2 separate regions of the Homo sapiens genome follow, and region 2 is linked to region 1. Evidence: read pairs that join two places in POLR2A ChIA-PET (ENCODE). Cell type or tissue: K562. All regions are shown on one strand. Links, peaks and the distances in the headings refer to the core of each region. The heading gives the core; the rest is flanking DNA.

What was found. Peaks named below come from ENCODE experiments on the same cell type or tissue, not always from the same donor. Only the 100,000 strongest peaks of a DNase experiment are listed, where the experiment ranks them.
Region 2: POLR2A ChIA-PET joins it to region 1 with 5 read pairs; 4 of 35 experiments call an interaction of 5 or more read pairs at or near these places.

Annotation. Positions count from the first base shown.
Region 1 is chr11:75,236,915-75,245,711 of GRCh38, reverse strand. It overlaps TPBGL (trophoblast glycoprotein like), which reads right to left and starts at 4,938. Exons shown (of 1, transcript NM_001195528.2): 1 at 2,008-4,938. The coding sequence starts at 4,662. The coding sequence ends at 3,514. LOC124902717 (a long non-coding RNA gene) reads left to right here and starts at 5,842. Exons shown (of 2, transcript XR_007062783.1): 1 at 5,842-6,066; 2 at 7,615-8,797. RefSeq lists silencers at 3,573-3,652, 3,783-4,032. In K562, for the core only: a CTCF peak has its summit at 3,905 (motif pointing right); DNase peaks (open chromatin) are centred at 3,911 and 4,501; H3K4me3 peaks cover 1,655 bases; H3K27me3 peaks cover 1,844 bases.
Region 2 is chr11:75,169,476-75,175,489 of GRCh38, reverse strand. It overlaps SLCO2B1 (solute carrier organic anion transporter family member 2B1), which reads right to left. Exons shown (of 14, transcript NM_007256.5): 6 at 5,726-5,824; 7 at 2,921-3,111. Among named protein-coding and RNA genes, the nearest start is that of SLCO2B1, 21 kb to the right of the region's middle. In K562, for the core only: no CTCF peak of the experiment used is centred there; no DNase peak of the experiment used is centred there.

The sequences.
Region 1 (8,797 bases), core at 2,520-5,019:
ACAAGCAGGAGGCACAGTGCAGTTGCCTGTGCCCCCATCACACCTCTCTACCTTCCTGACTCTTCCTTCAAGGGCAGAGGTCCCTCTAGCGCTTCCCAGTGGAGAATGTGGTGAATGTAGTAGATCCATTCTACCCCATACGCATCCTCCTACCTACCCCCAGCCATTGCTGGCCTTCAATCCTCAGGCTAATGAGATCTTCCTGCCTCCAGACCTTTGCAGAAGTTGGTACTTCTGATCTTTCTCTGTTCAGCAAACTTCTACTCATCCGTCAAAACCCAGTTCAAATGTGACTTCCTCTAAGAAGTCTGTCTAGGTGGGGTCAGGGCTCTTACTCTGAGCTCTCATTATTTCCTGGGATTTCTTTTCTCCAGATCTTGATTAAATGTGATTCCTTCCCTGGATTGTTAGCTTTTCTAGGACTGGCAGAGTTGCATTCAGTAAGGGCTGAGTGAATGGCTGGGTTTGTAGAAGAGGTGAAGCTGGCGGCCCTGAACCTTGATAGCCCCATAAGGCTATAGGCCACTGACAGACAGCAAGGAGGATGGCAGCCCAGAAAAGACATTTAATGGGGATCAGTGAATGGTACTAACGTTAAACACCAACTGGCACACAGTAGACACTCAATTTGTTGATTTTTGATGACTATTGATTTGATACTTAGCAGTAGCTCTCACATACATCGTTGGAACTGGAGAGATCTACAGATTTACAGATCACCTCCTCAGTTCCAAGGACATGCTCTCTGCTAATGTAGCTTAAGACTACAGTAAGTCCTGGCAAGTGAAACTGCAATTAGCTATGGGTTGTCAGCAAAAATCTTTGAGGTTTTATGAGAGCTACTGCTAAACTAAGTATTAAATCAATAGTTATCAAAAATCAACTAACAAGCTCTAACTTGCGTTAGAGAGACCATCACTATATTGTCCTGGGGGACTGCGGGGCACCCTTTGGAGGTCATTGACAGAGGGGAATGTGTCAAGAGGACTTAATACTTTCTCATGAGGAATGACTTGGAGAAGGGGTAGAGAGCGTGCCGGGAAAAGACAAGGAGCCCCATGCACGGTCTCTGACTTGTGAAGAGCTGTCCTGGGCTGAGGGGTGCTCCTGGCCCCATGGCAAAGCTGGGGCTGTCAGAGTCCCAGGCAGGCTCCTCAGACACTGAAAGGAAGGGAGGGAGGGAGCCTCCCATCACGAGATGATGCCTCCTGTTGAGACAGCTTAGGAGGCTTCCCACATTACCTCTGCAGTCCTTTTCAATAGTTAGAAGGCACACATTCTAGAATTATGTGGCCCTGAAATTAGAAAATGCCAGAATTCTAGGCTTCTGCCCTATGGTTCTAGGGCTCTGTGACCCTGAATGCAAAACAATCCAGCCTGGGGACCTGGAGGCCCTCCTGGCCCTCCGGTCCCCTGGCTTCACATATCTCAAGGAGTCATTTCATCCACACTCCCCACACGCAGCCTCTCACATACCCAACACGCAGGTCTTACCCTCTGGCCAGGAGAGTGTGAAGTGACACAGGACATAAAGGAGTATCAGATAATAATTCATTAGAGGGGATGATCCCAAAGCAGCAAACAATCCCTCTTTCCTGTCTGAATTAACTCCTCATTCTCTGTAGCTGGATTTCCTCCCGGATGGTCTTGGCTGAGGCTAATGTTTCTTAGTCTAACTCCATCCCCATCCTGAAGATGAGGAACGGGAGGGAAGAGGATGTAGAGGAAGTGTCGAATCCCACTTTGGCTGTGCATAACCCCTCCTCCGATGATAGAAAGCAGGCTGGCTTGGGGAACAATGTCATCCCAATGGGAAGTCCCTCCATGTATCTAACCTTAATCCTGCTATGTGCAATCAGAACCCATTTCTCCTCCCACAGTCTGGGAGAACGCATCAAGGGTCACTGCCCCACCAAAAAGAAGTCCAAAATGCCCTCCCAAGAGTCCCCTCCCACCCCCATCAGTACTCCAAGGTCAGCAGGAATGATACGGCACCACTAACAAGAGTAGAGTATCTGAGATTATTGCAGACTTTATAGAAAACTGCTCAAGGGAGATCCAGATTTTCTGGGTATGGGGAGGGCAGGCAGGCCTCAAGCCAATATATTAAAGGAAGGTGACTTCCTGTGTGCAGACGCAGCACAGGCCAGCCATTCTGCCTGATCTAGAGGGTGGGGAGTCAGGGAGAGGGGGTCCTCTCCCCCACTCACCAATTGTGCTTTGGGATCATGGAGAAGGCAAGGTGCTGAGCTTCTGACCCTGAACCAGGAGGGCTTGTGCCTGAGGCAGGAGGAAAGACCTACTTCTCTTTCAGAAGATACACGGGGTGAGGTGGTGGTGGTAGCGGTGGTGGCAAGGAATCCCCAAGGGCGAAGAGCCACAGGGGTGGGAGAGAGCATAGAGAAATCGAAGGGCAGCAACTTCCAGCCCTTCAGACCCCACTTCCTGCCCCTCTCTGAGGCCACGATGCCCCACTATCCCTTTCACACACCCAAGACTCTCTCCTTCCCTACAAGGATCTGCCAGTATGCACTAGGGGTGCATGGCACCTGCACCTATCCGGCAGGACTGAAGAGCTCGTCCTGGGACGAAAAGGGGATGAGGACATCCCAGGGACGGATTCCTCACTGGACCTTGACTAGTGAATGGCAGGGGTGGGTGCTGAGTGCCAGCATTGGGTATGGGGGGGGGGTCAAGAGCCAAAGGCTTGGGCAGGAGGACGAAAGTCAGATCGGGGTGAAGAGCTGAGAGTCTGAGACTGGGGACCAGCACTGAGTATCGGGAGGTCAGCGCCCTGGTGGGAAAGGCTGAGAGTTGGCTCCACACTAAGGCTAGATGGGCTGTGCTTGTCCCTGGGATGGGAGGGACAGACTAGGAGCTGAGCCCCATGCCTGAGCCGAGGAAGGGAAGGGCCTGAGCCAGAGGCGGGGGTGGGTGAAGGGGGGGCAGGGGTATGAAATATATTCTTAGATGAGGGGAGGGTGCCCAATCCTCAGAGCCCCAGGGTTGGGCCTCCATGCAGGATGGAGGGCTCTGAGCTCTGGGATGGGACAAAGGGCTCAAAATCCACAAAACCATTCTGATGGGGGTGCTGTGCTTCGAGTCCAGAATGGGATGGAAGGGCCCTCAAGCCCCGGAGGGGACTGAGGGCTCCGAGCTGGCGAGGGAGGTCAGTGCAGTCTCGGGTGTCGGAGCTCCAAGCACAGGGTGCTGGGGGCAAGTCTCAGAGCTTTGGCCTTGAAGGACAGATTCTCTGTGTGAGCTCCGAGACGGGGAACGGACTTTCAGTGGTTCAGGAGGGAGGTTTCGGAAACTAGGGTGGGCAGGCGGGGTTTCTGGATTCGGACCGGCTATCTCTGGGTCTTTGACGGTGGGAGCTCTCGGAGGCGGGAACGAGAGGGTACGGCTTAGCGCCTCCGAGTCAGGGGAAGGTCTCAGAGCTCGGGGCTCGCGGGTGTCTCATCTCCACGGCTTCGGGCCAGGCAAGGGAAGCCCCGAGCCCGGGGGCGCCGCTCAGAGCCCCGAGCCCGGGGAGGTGGCGCGGGAGCCCGCGGGCGCGGCGGGCGCGGGCGCGCGGCGCGGGTCGGCGTCCTGCTCGTAGCGGTAGTGGTAGCCCTCCATCTGGTCCCGGCACGCCTCGCGCAGGTTGCGCATCCAGCGCTGGATGCCGCGGCGGTTTAGGTAGAGCACCATGAGGAAGATGAGGCCGATGAGTGCCAGCACCAGCCCGAAGAACACGTAGGAGGCTTCCAGCTCCGGGCCGGCGGCCTCCGCCTCCTCTCCGCGAGCGTCGGCGCCGCTGTCCGCGCAGCGAAGCCGCGCCCCGTCCAGGTCCAGTAGCGGCCGGTCTAGCAGCGCCCGCGGGGCGGCGCAGCGCAGGCGCCGCGAGTCGGGCACGCGCTCCGTGGCGTTGCGCAGCCAGGCCAGCAGGGGGCGTGCGGCACAGCCGCAGCGCAGGGGGTTGTCGGCGAGCAGCAGGCGCGGCCCGGGGAGGCCGCCATCGCGCTCCAGCGCGCGCAGCTCGTCGGGGTCCAGGCCGGCCAGCGCGTTGAGGCGCACGTCCAGCTGCTCCAGGCGCGCCAGGCGCAGGGCGGCTGGCGGCAGACGGCTCAGCGCGTTGCCCGCTAGGCCCAGCAGGCGAAGCTCGGCCAGCGGTGCCAGCGCAGCGTCCAGCGCGGCCAGCAGCGCGGGGCCGCCGCGCACCAGCGCGTGGTTGAGCTGCAGCGAGCGCAGCGCGGGCAGCCCGCGGAAGGCGCCGCCGCCCAGGGCGCGCAGCGGGTTGTGGCTGAGGTCGAGCGCCGCCAGGCTGGGCAGCCCGTCGAAGGCGCCGTCCTCCACCACCTCGATGTGGTTGTGCGTGAGGCGCAGCGCGCTCAGGAGCGGCAGGCGCACGCCCGCCGCCTGGTCGCCGTCCCCGTCCCCGCCGGCGAAGGCGGCCGCGCGCAGCACCGTCAGGTTGGCGCCTACGATGGTGAGGTTGCGCGCGTCGGGCGGCACGTCCCGCGGAGGCTGGCGGAGCTCGGCTCCCGACGCGCAGCGCAGCAGCAGCTTGGGGCCGCCGAAGCAGTAGCACTGGAAGGGGCAGGGTGCCGCGGGCTGGCTCAGCGCCGCCGCCACGAGCAGCAGCCCCTGGAGCCCCGGCTGTCCCGCGCGCGGGGCCATCGCGGCCGCCCCCGCATCCAGCGCCCGGGCCGCCGCGCTCACCAGTGAGTTGGGAGCGCCTGGTGGGGGGCACGGGTGGGGCGAGTCCTTGACCCGGAGCGGCTGGCAGTCCCGGTCGGTCCGTTCGCTGTCTCGAAAGTCTGAGGAGCCGCACTTACTGGCTGACTGGCCGGGGGCAAGAGGGGTCAGACGGGGAGCGGAGCCCCCCGCCCCCGGTGCCCTCGCCCTGCGCGCCGGCCTCCGGCTTCCGCGGCCGCTCCGGGCTCCGAGCCGAGTGGGCAGGGTTTGCCTCCCCCCTCCCCGCCTCCCGGTCTCGTCCTCCGCCCCCAGCGGAGTCTCCGCGCCCTCCTCGCCGTGGGAGGCGGGGTGGGAGGCTCCCGAGAATCAGGGCTGTCGGCTGCTGCGCTTTCTCTTCATCCTCTCCGCCCCCGCCCCTCCGGGCTGCCGAGAAGTTTGGCTCCTGGAGGCTCCGACTTGGTTTTCCTCCTCCTCCACCCCCAACATTTAAGCTGGGTCCTTCCTCCTCCTTCTCCAGCACGTGTGGGGCGGGGCCCGACTGCGGAGAGCAGGCAGGTGGGTCACCACCAGGGAGAATTCGGGGGTTGGGGAGGACTTTAGAGCTGCTCCTACTACCGGAGGAAGGGATGAGGGGTGGGCTGAGAAAGTTACTCATTTTCCGGCCTCTTCCTAAGGCAGAGAGACTGGAAAATCCCCAGTCTCTGCTTCCTCCTCTGCGACCCTAGTTCCATTAGACCTGGCTGTGTCACCACCCCTGCAGGTCCTATGGGACCAGCTTTTTCTCCATCCCATCCCATCCCATTCTCAGGAGAAGTCTGTGGCACCCGCTCCCCTCCCACCCACCAACTCTGGCTGCTCTGCCTCTGCCAGGAGTTCCCCCGTGTGGTTTCCTCCACCGGGCTGGGCTTCTCTGCCAAGCACTGTCCTAGGCACAGAGACCCGGGGGTGTAGTGATTCTGCTCTTTGCTTTCACTCCCTGCCCCCAAACCTCTTAAGACTCCTGGGGTTCCGTTGGACACTGTCAACTAGTCCCTCCAGGCTTCTCCGCCTGTGAGTGGGGTTTGGGGCACCAGAGGTTGGGAGAGCAGGAGCAGATTTTGCAGCATGGAGTTGGGGGTCTCAGAAGGGGCCAGGGCTGAGGGTGGGGGGGCTGAGCTGTTTACAGATTTGTTTTGTTCTGGATTTTTTTTCCCCCAGAACTGGGAAGCTCTAAACCTGATTTAAAGAGACAGGCTCCTGAGAAGGGAGGATTCCTGGCCTTAGCATGAATTATTCAGGCTGGAGAGGCTGACACTTGATCCGCAGGCCATTCGGGTATCAGCAGAGCTGGTTGGAATAGAGGCTCCCCACCTCCTCCCAAGAATCAGTCTCTTTCTCCTGAATTGGGTACGGTTGTTATGTTGACTCCTTCCCTGAGGTTATATTTAACAGATCGACCAAAGGATCAATACCACTTAAGGAGAAGAGGCAGACCCTGCAGTGGCCTGGGTCTTGGGCAAGGACCAACATTAAGGAACAGAGCTGGTGATGATGGGGGTCTCCCAGCTCTCCCCTCCTCCAAGCCCCTCTCTCTTCCCTACCCCCTGTCTTAACTCTCCCAGGTATGAGAGCTCAGATGTGTCTCATGCAAGTCCATGCAGACTCATTCATATGTGGACATAGGATCGTAGGTTTGAGTGCGTCCTGGCATGTGTCCATAAATTCATAAAGACATACATATTTGAATATGCACACTTCTGAGCCCATGCAGGTTCGTGGATACATTCTCAGAGGGCAAGCTTACAGGCCCATGCTTAAGCCATGCCAAGCATAGGGACCCAGCGATTGGCTAGCACAGTCAGACCCTACTCCTCCTGCCCTGCACCATGCCCTTGGTCTGTGGAGGTAACAGGCTGGTGATGTCTTTTCTCACATGGGCACACGTGCTCAAGTAGATGCCACTGGGGCTGGGCCCCCAGCTATAGCCCTCCCCTAAACCCCGGCCCACACAGCAACATGCCCCAGCTCTGACATCTCCCCTGGTAGGAGGCACTAGGTCGTTTTCACTTTTCTGTTTCCAGTATAGAGACTATCTCAGGAGAGTGTGTGGTGCAAATGACAGACTGAATGAACAGAAGTCTCTGTTTCCTTGTCTGCTTCCAGGCCCTGAGGAATCAGACCACTACCAAGGCTGGAACTCCTTCCCCAGGCCCCGGTGGTGGCTGGCCTCAGATTGGCTGATGCCCCCCTCCCCTGCTGCCCCCCAGGAAAGGAGCTGCAGGACCACAGGCAGCCTTGATTGGGGGGGTGCTCAACACCTCATTTGGGGAAATGAGGCCTGGAGAGAATTTAGAATCATCAGGTGCCAGAGAATAAGGCAAATGTCGTCTGTTTTGCACAAATGGGGAAATAGGCCAGAGGGGCCCCAAGGCCCCTGTCAAGTTTTCAGAGTTTAGCCTAGAAACCTGACCCCAGGGTCCTTGCCCAGGACTCTGTCCAAGATGGTGGGCTGCATCTGAGAGGGTCCTGCACCACAAGGAATGCTTATCCTGACCCCAAGAAGCTGAGGCTGGGAATGGATGCCATGGTTGATCTGGTGTGACCTCAGGCCTTTCTCAATCTTGGGCTGTCACCTTCCTCTTCTATAAGGTAGATAGGCTTTAAATTCCTGTTCTTCCTATTCCTCTCAGGGCTGTTATGATAAAGTGAGTTGAAAGTGCCTCAAAACAAGAAAAAACATTTCACCTGGGTCTGGGGGCCTAGCACCCGTCCTGCCAGACCCTGGGTAAGGCATTGCCCCTCTCTGGGACTAATTAGCTCCCATGTCATTTTTCCCTGTTCCATGTTCTTTCCTTCTCCAACACAGCAGATTTGTGGTGGATGTTAATGAGTCTCTGCTTGTCTCTCTGTATGGCCTCTACTCAGCCTCCTCTCCTCTCTTCCCACTTTGTAAAGGTGCTTCCCGTCTAAATTCTCCTGGAACCAATTTCTCTCTGTCCAAGTTCCCCAAGGAATCAAGTCTGCGAGCCATTGGGGCTGAGGGATCTCTGTTCTTTGGAGGAACAGCGCTCTCCATCTTAGATTTGCCAGTGTTCAGTATGCATTAAGTGTTCAATAAATGTGTGTCCACTTGAGTCTGAGGCTGTGTGTTTATTCTCTGATGCATCTGGTGGAAGTCTCTTTTCTTGGACTGTTTGCCCCAGCTGGGGTGCTCTCCTCTTGATTCTGTTTCTCCAGTCCAGTCAGCTGTCCCTCAGGACTTGTGAGTTTTGCCCCCTTCAGGGAGCCCTCATGGCTTCCCTCTCCATCCTTTGAACTTCACTGATCAATTAGAGGGCTAAGACTCCCCTGATCTTCTTGACTGTCAGCAGCTAGGGCTCAGGTCTGGTCTAATTTCTTAGGGATCAGTACAGAGAAGGCACCAGGGAATATTTGCTGACTGAAATAATGATTTAAAAATCTGTGACTCGAGCCTCTCATCCCTATGAGGCAAGCTCGGTGAGGACCCCTCATCTACACTTCATACCAGGAGATAGCTGCTCAGAAATGTTAAGTGCTTTCCCCAAGGTTGCACACCTGACTGGGACCTGAGCCAGATAGAAGCTCGGGTTTCTTGCCCATCTCCTTTGCCGCAGCCCCCCCTCATCCTAGGATCCCTCTCTCCTGGGAGTGTGGCTGGGTCAGATCCCAGGGGAGCCTGTGGGCAAAGAGCTCACGCCCTCAGGGTTTCCTTAGGACTCGGAAGAAGCGAGGCACCCCTCGCCACCCAAGCAGAGTGATCATCTGCCCTTTGCCCAGATGAGTACCCCTCATGTCAGCCACACTGGATCTTCACGCTTGCTTGAATTTATTACTCCACTAGGTCCCAGAGCCCTTCTCTTAGTATTCCAAGGTGTTGTCTCTACCTGAGCCTCTAGTGCCTTCGCTGGGCCTTTTCTGCTGGCACAGACCCTGCTGTTGATCAGCTCCACTAAGCCTTGGTAGGGAGCACAGAGTGTGATGACGTCCCTGAGATCACCCAGCAGGTAGCCCCTTCTCCAGCTCTGTTTTGTCATCAGAGGTGTGTCAATATTATTAAAGTCCTTGGACACACCTCAGTTTCCCTGTCTGCAAAAAAGTGTGTGTGGATGGGATGGTC
Region 2 (6,014 bases), core at 3,425-5,924, 71 kb after region 1:
CTGGGAGGGGACGCCTGGTGAGATTTCAGAGTTAGCTCTGCCCTTCACTTTCTCCTCTTGCCCATTCTCTCGCCCTGCAGAAGATACACATCCCATGTCTGGGGGCCTGGACTTTCTGGCAGCCAATTCAGCCTCATTGGGCCTTTGCTCCTGGTTTATTCAACTCCTCATTGGTGGCCCTCCTGGGCCAGGCCAACCACGTTACTGCAAGCAGACCCGGCCAAGGCAGCCTCAGGGAGGTGGAGGAACAATTCCTCCCACATCAATATTTATTGCCTGAGAGCTGCTGGAAGCAGATCATCATGTTCTCAGCCCTTGTTTCTTTTTAAAGAACCTCTCACCCCCTTCCCTCCCCACTCCCCATCCCCAGTGTGCTGACAGAATGAATCCAGACAGCCAGACAGGTTCACAGCTGGGGAGCCAGGGTTTCAAAGCATCATAGAGACACAGCTCTTAAAATCTGAGTATCTGAATCATAGCAGCTCCGACTCAAGGACTCGTGCATTCTCAGAATCTGAGGCGCACAGGATATTGCTCCAGGAACCTAACCTCAGCATCTTACACAGCAGCACAGAATGGGGAAGTGGCTTGCTGCTCAAGGTCACATGACTGGCATGTGACAGAGCCCAGCGTGGTCTCCCACCCCTAAACTTTGCTTCTGTCACCTATCCCACCCGTGGCTCAACTGGCATTCTTCTCTGTTCAAATTTAGGACTCAATTTGGAGATCATCTGTAACCAGCAATATAGGCTCTCTCTCTTTCCTTTATAAACATCACTCCACCTTTAAGTTCTAGGAATTTCATCTTCTCGAAACTTTGGCCTGAACTAGGCAGAATCAGAAAGGCCCATCTGTAGTTCCAAACTGTCTTCTTCCCCTGAAACTGCTCACTCCCTGGCAGCTGCTTCCCCCTGCCTCTGAGACAGCTGCACCCAATCCCAGCATCAGCCCAACTCATCACTGTCTTGGGGACATCCCATAGCAGGGCAGCTATGTGCAGTCCCCAACCTGGGTAGCTCCCAGATGCACCTCTATCCCCTCACTGCCAATGCACGGCTTCCACCTGGCCTGGACCACCATCAGAGCTGTCTCATTTCTCTCCCCGCCCCCACCCTCTCCAAACATATTCAAATGCATCAACCTGCCACAGAAATGCTCTTGCAGCAAAAACATTCAACAGGATTTTTATAAATTGTCCCTTTGAAATTAGAATTACTTAGCAACAAGTAAGTTACTTAATTTATGATTGTCTATGATTTCTCAACAGCCACCTCCCATACTTGAGAAGGAGGAAATCTAATGCACAAATTTTCAGAATGTAATGAAATGTGTATAAGTATTAAAAAAATTAATGAACTTGACATTACTGGCTTGTAATTAAACTTTTAGGCCTGGCACGGTGGCTCACTCCTGTAATCCCAGCACTTTGGGAGGCTGAGGCGGGCAGATCACCTGAGGTTAGGGGTTCGAGACCAGCCTGGCCAACATGGTGAAACGCCATCTCTACTAAAAATACAAAATTAGCCAGGCATGGTGGCACACACCTGTAATCCCAGCTATTTGGGAGGCTGAGGCGGAAGAATCGCTTGAACCTGGGAGTTGGAGGTTGTGGTGAGCCGAGATCTAGCCTGGGCAATAGGGTAAGACTCTGTCTCAAAAAATAAAAATAAATAAATAAACTTTAAAAATTGTTTCTATTTTGTCATTTTCTTTTTAATTTGAAGCCAATTTGTTGTTTTTCAGGCCTCGTGTTTTTGTGGGTATCTGAAAAACTTGGAAGTCCCTGGCCCAGAATGGCTATCCTGCCTGGTGGCTCACATGATCCTGTCCTCTCCTACCAGTTTTGTGACCCTGGGCAAATCCCTCCACTGGGCTGGGCCTCTGTGTCCGCTTCTGAGGAGAGACCCACCTGCCCCAAGAGCAGAGGAGGAGGATTCTAGATACCCCTGGAGCATCACACCGGTCGTGACTTCTCCGTGAGTCTGTGTCCTCCCTAGACTGTGCCCGCTGGAAGGGTGGAGGCCACGGACTGATCTTCAGATCCAGCCTGGGGCCTGCACTCCATGCATGTTTCTTCCCTTCACTGTCCCCGAAAGGGCCAGGTTTATTTCTACAGCCAAATCCTTCATGCAGGGTGCTTCTGTGCCTAGAATCTCTGTTGCTCTCTCCTTTCTGTGCTTCCACAAATCCTTCAAAGTCCAGCTGAAATCCCTCCTCTTCAGGGAAGTCTTCCCAGATGATCCTACCCACCCTCCCAATTCTTAACATTCCTATGGCACATTCAGAATTTACAAAAACTTTAAGTGATGAGCACAGAGGCCATATTGTAGTGGTTAGTATGGGGGCATGGGCTCAGAAAGGTGCGGGTTCTCATCCCAGTGCTGCCTTGCTTGCTGGCTTTGTGATCTTGGGTAAGTCACTTTCCAACACTGGCTCTGGGTCTCCTCAGCTGTGGAGACAGCAGGTGATATTCACTGTGCAAGGCTGTCAGAAAGATGTGATGGAGCCCAGGCAGAAAGTATAGTGCCCAGTGGGGATGCAGTGTAATTTTTTTTTTTTTTGAGACGGAGTCTTGCTTTGTTGCCCAGGCTGGAGTGCAGTGGTGCAATCTCGGCTCACTGCAACCTCCACCTCCCAGGTTCAAGCGATTCTTCTGCCTCAGCCTCCTGAGTAGCTGGGACTACAGGTGCCCACCACCATGCCCGGCTAATTTTTTCTATTTTTAGTAGAGACGGGGTTTCACCGTGTTAGCCAGGATGGTCTCGATCTCCTGACCTCGTGATCCAACCGCCTTGGCCTCCCAAAGTGCTGGAACTACAGATGTGAGCCACCACGCCCAGCCGAAGTGTAATGTTACAAAGGAGAACAAGTGGGTGGTGCTGGAGCCTGGACCCAGTCAGGTGACATGGAGGGAGCTTACCTTCCTGGCAGGTGAGTCTGTGACTGCTAAGACCTTTCGCCGAAACTGAAGCTCACGTTTTTCCTTGGGCATTTCCTTGGGGAAGAAGAAGTAGGGGATGGCAGCCAGGGCCACTGCACCGGCAGCGATGAGGAAACCCAGCCACCAGGCACCCACCCATCGGGGGTCCTTTATGGTCAGGCTGATACCACCTGGAAGAGAAGAGCATGGTGACATTAGGGTCAGGATGATAGGCTGTCACTTCTAAGCCGCCATCCTGGGACTGGCCTCTGAGACATGAGGTGGCCCAGGCTGGGAGTCAGGAGACCTGAGTTCCAGTCTGCTCTGCCAGGTGTGTCCTGTGTGACCCTGGGCAAGTCCTTGGCCCTTTCCGAGCCTTGGCTTCTTCAACTACCAAGGCAGTATAGTGCAGTGGTCAAGGCCATGGACTCTAGAGGCGGACTGCTGGGTCTGAATTCCATTACTAACTCATAACCTTGGGCAACCTACACAACCTCTTTGTGCCTCAGTTTTTGTCCTTTGTGAAATATAGATATTAGTAGCTTCCAAATCATAGGACTGTTGTGAAAATTAACGAAATAGATGTGAAGCACTTAGAAGAGTGTGTGCCATATAGGTACCTGCTCCTCCTCCTCCTCCTCTTCCTCCTTCTCATTACTATTGTGATTATTATTCTTAAATGAATGTTTAGGATTACTGTTGTGTTTCTCAGACCTTCATGATGATTAATATCCCCAGGGATGTTTGTCAAAAAATACCTGGCCTTACTGAAGACCCACTTAGAATGACCACAGAGTGGGGTGGGAAGGTGACCAAGGAACCCGTACCTTTAACAAGTTCCCCAGATGATTTTGATCCCCCACTAGGTTTAATTGGGACTAGATTATCCCAGGTGTACCTCCTGGCTGGAACACACAAAGCTCCCGTCATACTTCTTAATCACAAGGCTGAGTTGTGTACATTTTCCTTCAATTTCCACAGCATCCAAAAATGCTTCATAAAAATACAAATGAGCTGGGTGCAGTGGCTCAAGCCTGTAATCCCAGCACTTTGGGAAACTGAGGTGGAAGACTCATTAGAGGCCAGGAGTTCGAGACCACCCTGAGCAACATAGTGAGGCCCTGTCTCTACAAATAAATTAAAAAGTTACCCAGGTGTGATGGTGCACACCTGCAGTCTCAGCTACTCAAGAGCCTGAGGTGGGAAGATTGCTTGAGCCCAGGCATCCAAGGCTGCAGTAAGCTAGGATTGTGCCACTGCATGAGGGGCAGAGTGAGACCCTGTCTCAAAACAAAAACAAGAAAAACCAAATGCTCCTTGATGTACCAACCCCACACACAGAGCTGGTTCCCCTGGTGCTTGATCCTAAGCTCCTCCCAGGCAGGGACCAGAGGACTCAGTTGGCACTTAGCAAACGCACCTGTAAAGCCGGGGATGGGTTTGGCTTTTGCGCTGATTAGACTTGATTCTCTCCTTACTTGTTATCTCCCCTGCCTCCATGTCAGGCTGGTGAGAGCTCACACATGCACCTCTCCAACCCGTCCGCTTCTCTCTTATCAGTCTGTGCCTGCAGCTAGCATGATCTGCCCACCCTGTGAAATCCCCCATGGAGAAGGGAGTTTCGAGGTGGCAGGTCGGTCCACAGAAATGTCACATCTGCCTGTGGAGATACCCCGTCTGCCTGGACAATGTCAACAGAGTCAGAAAACACACCCCCTTGCATGGAGCTGAGGTGTGTCAGGGAAATCTAGGGAACCCCTGACTCCCAGGACTTTTCTTTCAGGGGAGGGAGGGGTCGCAGCCAGAGCCCACACTCTGGACCCAGCCTTCCAGAAGGAGAGTGGGCGGGGCGGGGCTGTCCCTGGTGGCTGCTGTTCAGAGCTGCGCAGATCTGTTCTGGCTGGAGGCGCTTGTGGGCAAAAGCTGGGGAACGAGAAGCAGCGTCTGCATGTCCATTCAGCCACACACACGTCACCTGAGGCTCCCAGGACCTGGCAGAAAGTCTGCAGGTGAGAATGGCAGGAGGCACATCTGGAGCTGCTTGGTGCGACGAGTTGGGAGCTGGGATGCCACAGTGACGTGCTCTAACAGGAGTACGCTACTGCTCTCCAAGGACTCCAGAACCCTGGAACCCCCAACACCCCTCCCTCCTGGCCACCTTCAGACCAAGCGTCAGTCCCACTCCTTGGCCCACTCTGACCACTGCCTGGACCAGAAACTACTCTTTCCCAAATGGTGCCCCTGGCAGTTTCCTAGACTCTGAGCTGGTCAGAACTAGAAGGGTTCTTAGAGGTCACAGTAAATGTCCCATCTGAGAGAGGCCCAGGGTAATACTTTGAGTCACCAAGTTCTGCTCCAAAAGTTCTCTCCAGTGTGCACTGTCCTCTCTGTTTAACTCAAGTCTTGTTTCCCCCTAAAAACAGGGGCTCCCTACAGGCAAGAGAGTATGCTCTTCCACCTGCCCCACAGCATGTGTGAGCAGGGGGCTGAGGGCCTGTTGAAGGTGGGGTATGGAACAAGGCGAAGACTCCCAGTAATAGTAGTGACGGCAACCATGGTTCCTAATTTGATGGCACTTTACAGTTTATCTCCACCATCTCGCTGGACTCTGATCACAGCTTTAGGAGACAGACAGGACAGAGATTATCTCACAGATGAGAAAGCTGAGGTTCAGAGAGGCTAAGAGACTTGCCCAAGGTCAGTGGTGCTGCTAGGATTTGAACCGAGGTCCCCTGGCTCAATGTCTCCTATGAGAGTGGCAGTCAGTTAGCTAGGGTCTAGCAAACATGTGCTCCTGAGGCTCACCTTCTGGCATCTGGTTAATGTCCACATAAAGGCGCAGCATGAGGCTGCCCAGCCCAAAGGCCAGGCCTGGCCCCATCATGGTCACTGCAAACAGGATCCCTACAACACAAAGCCTGAGTTAGGATCCTCTGGCCCTGGCTTCCCTCTGCAGACCAGTGCTTGCCCAGTCTCTGATGGGCAAGAACACTCTGTCTCCCCTGGTCAGGGATGGGGAACTCTCCAGGGCTTCCCTGGACCTTTACTGGCCAGATGGGGCAGGGGGCAGGGATTCCATCTCCAGCCCCAACCC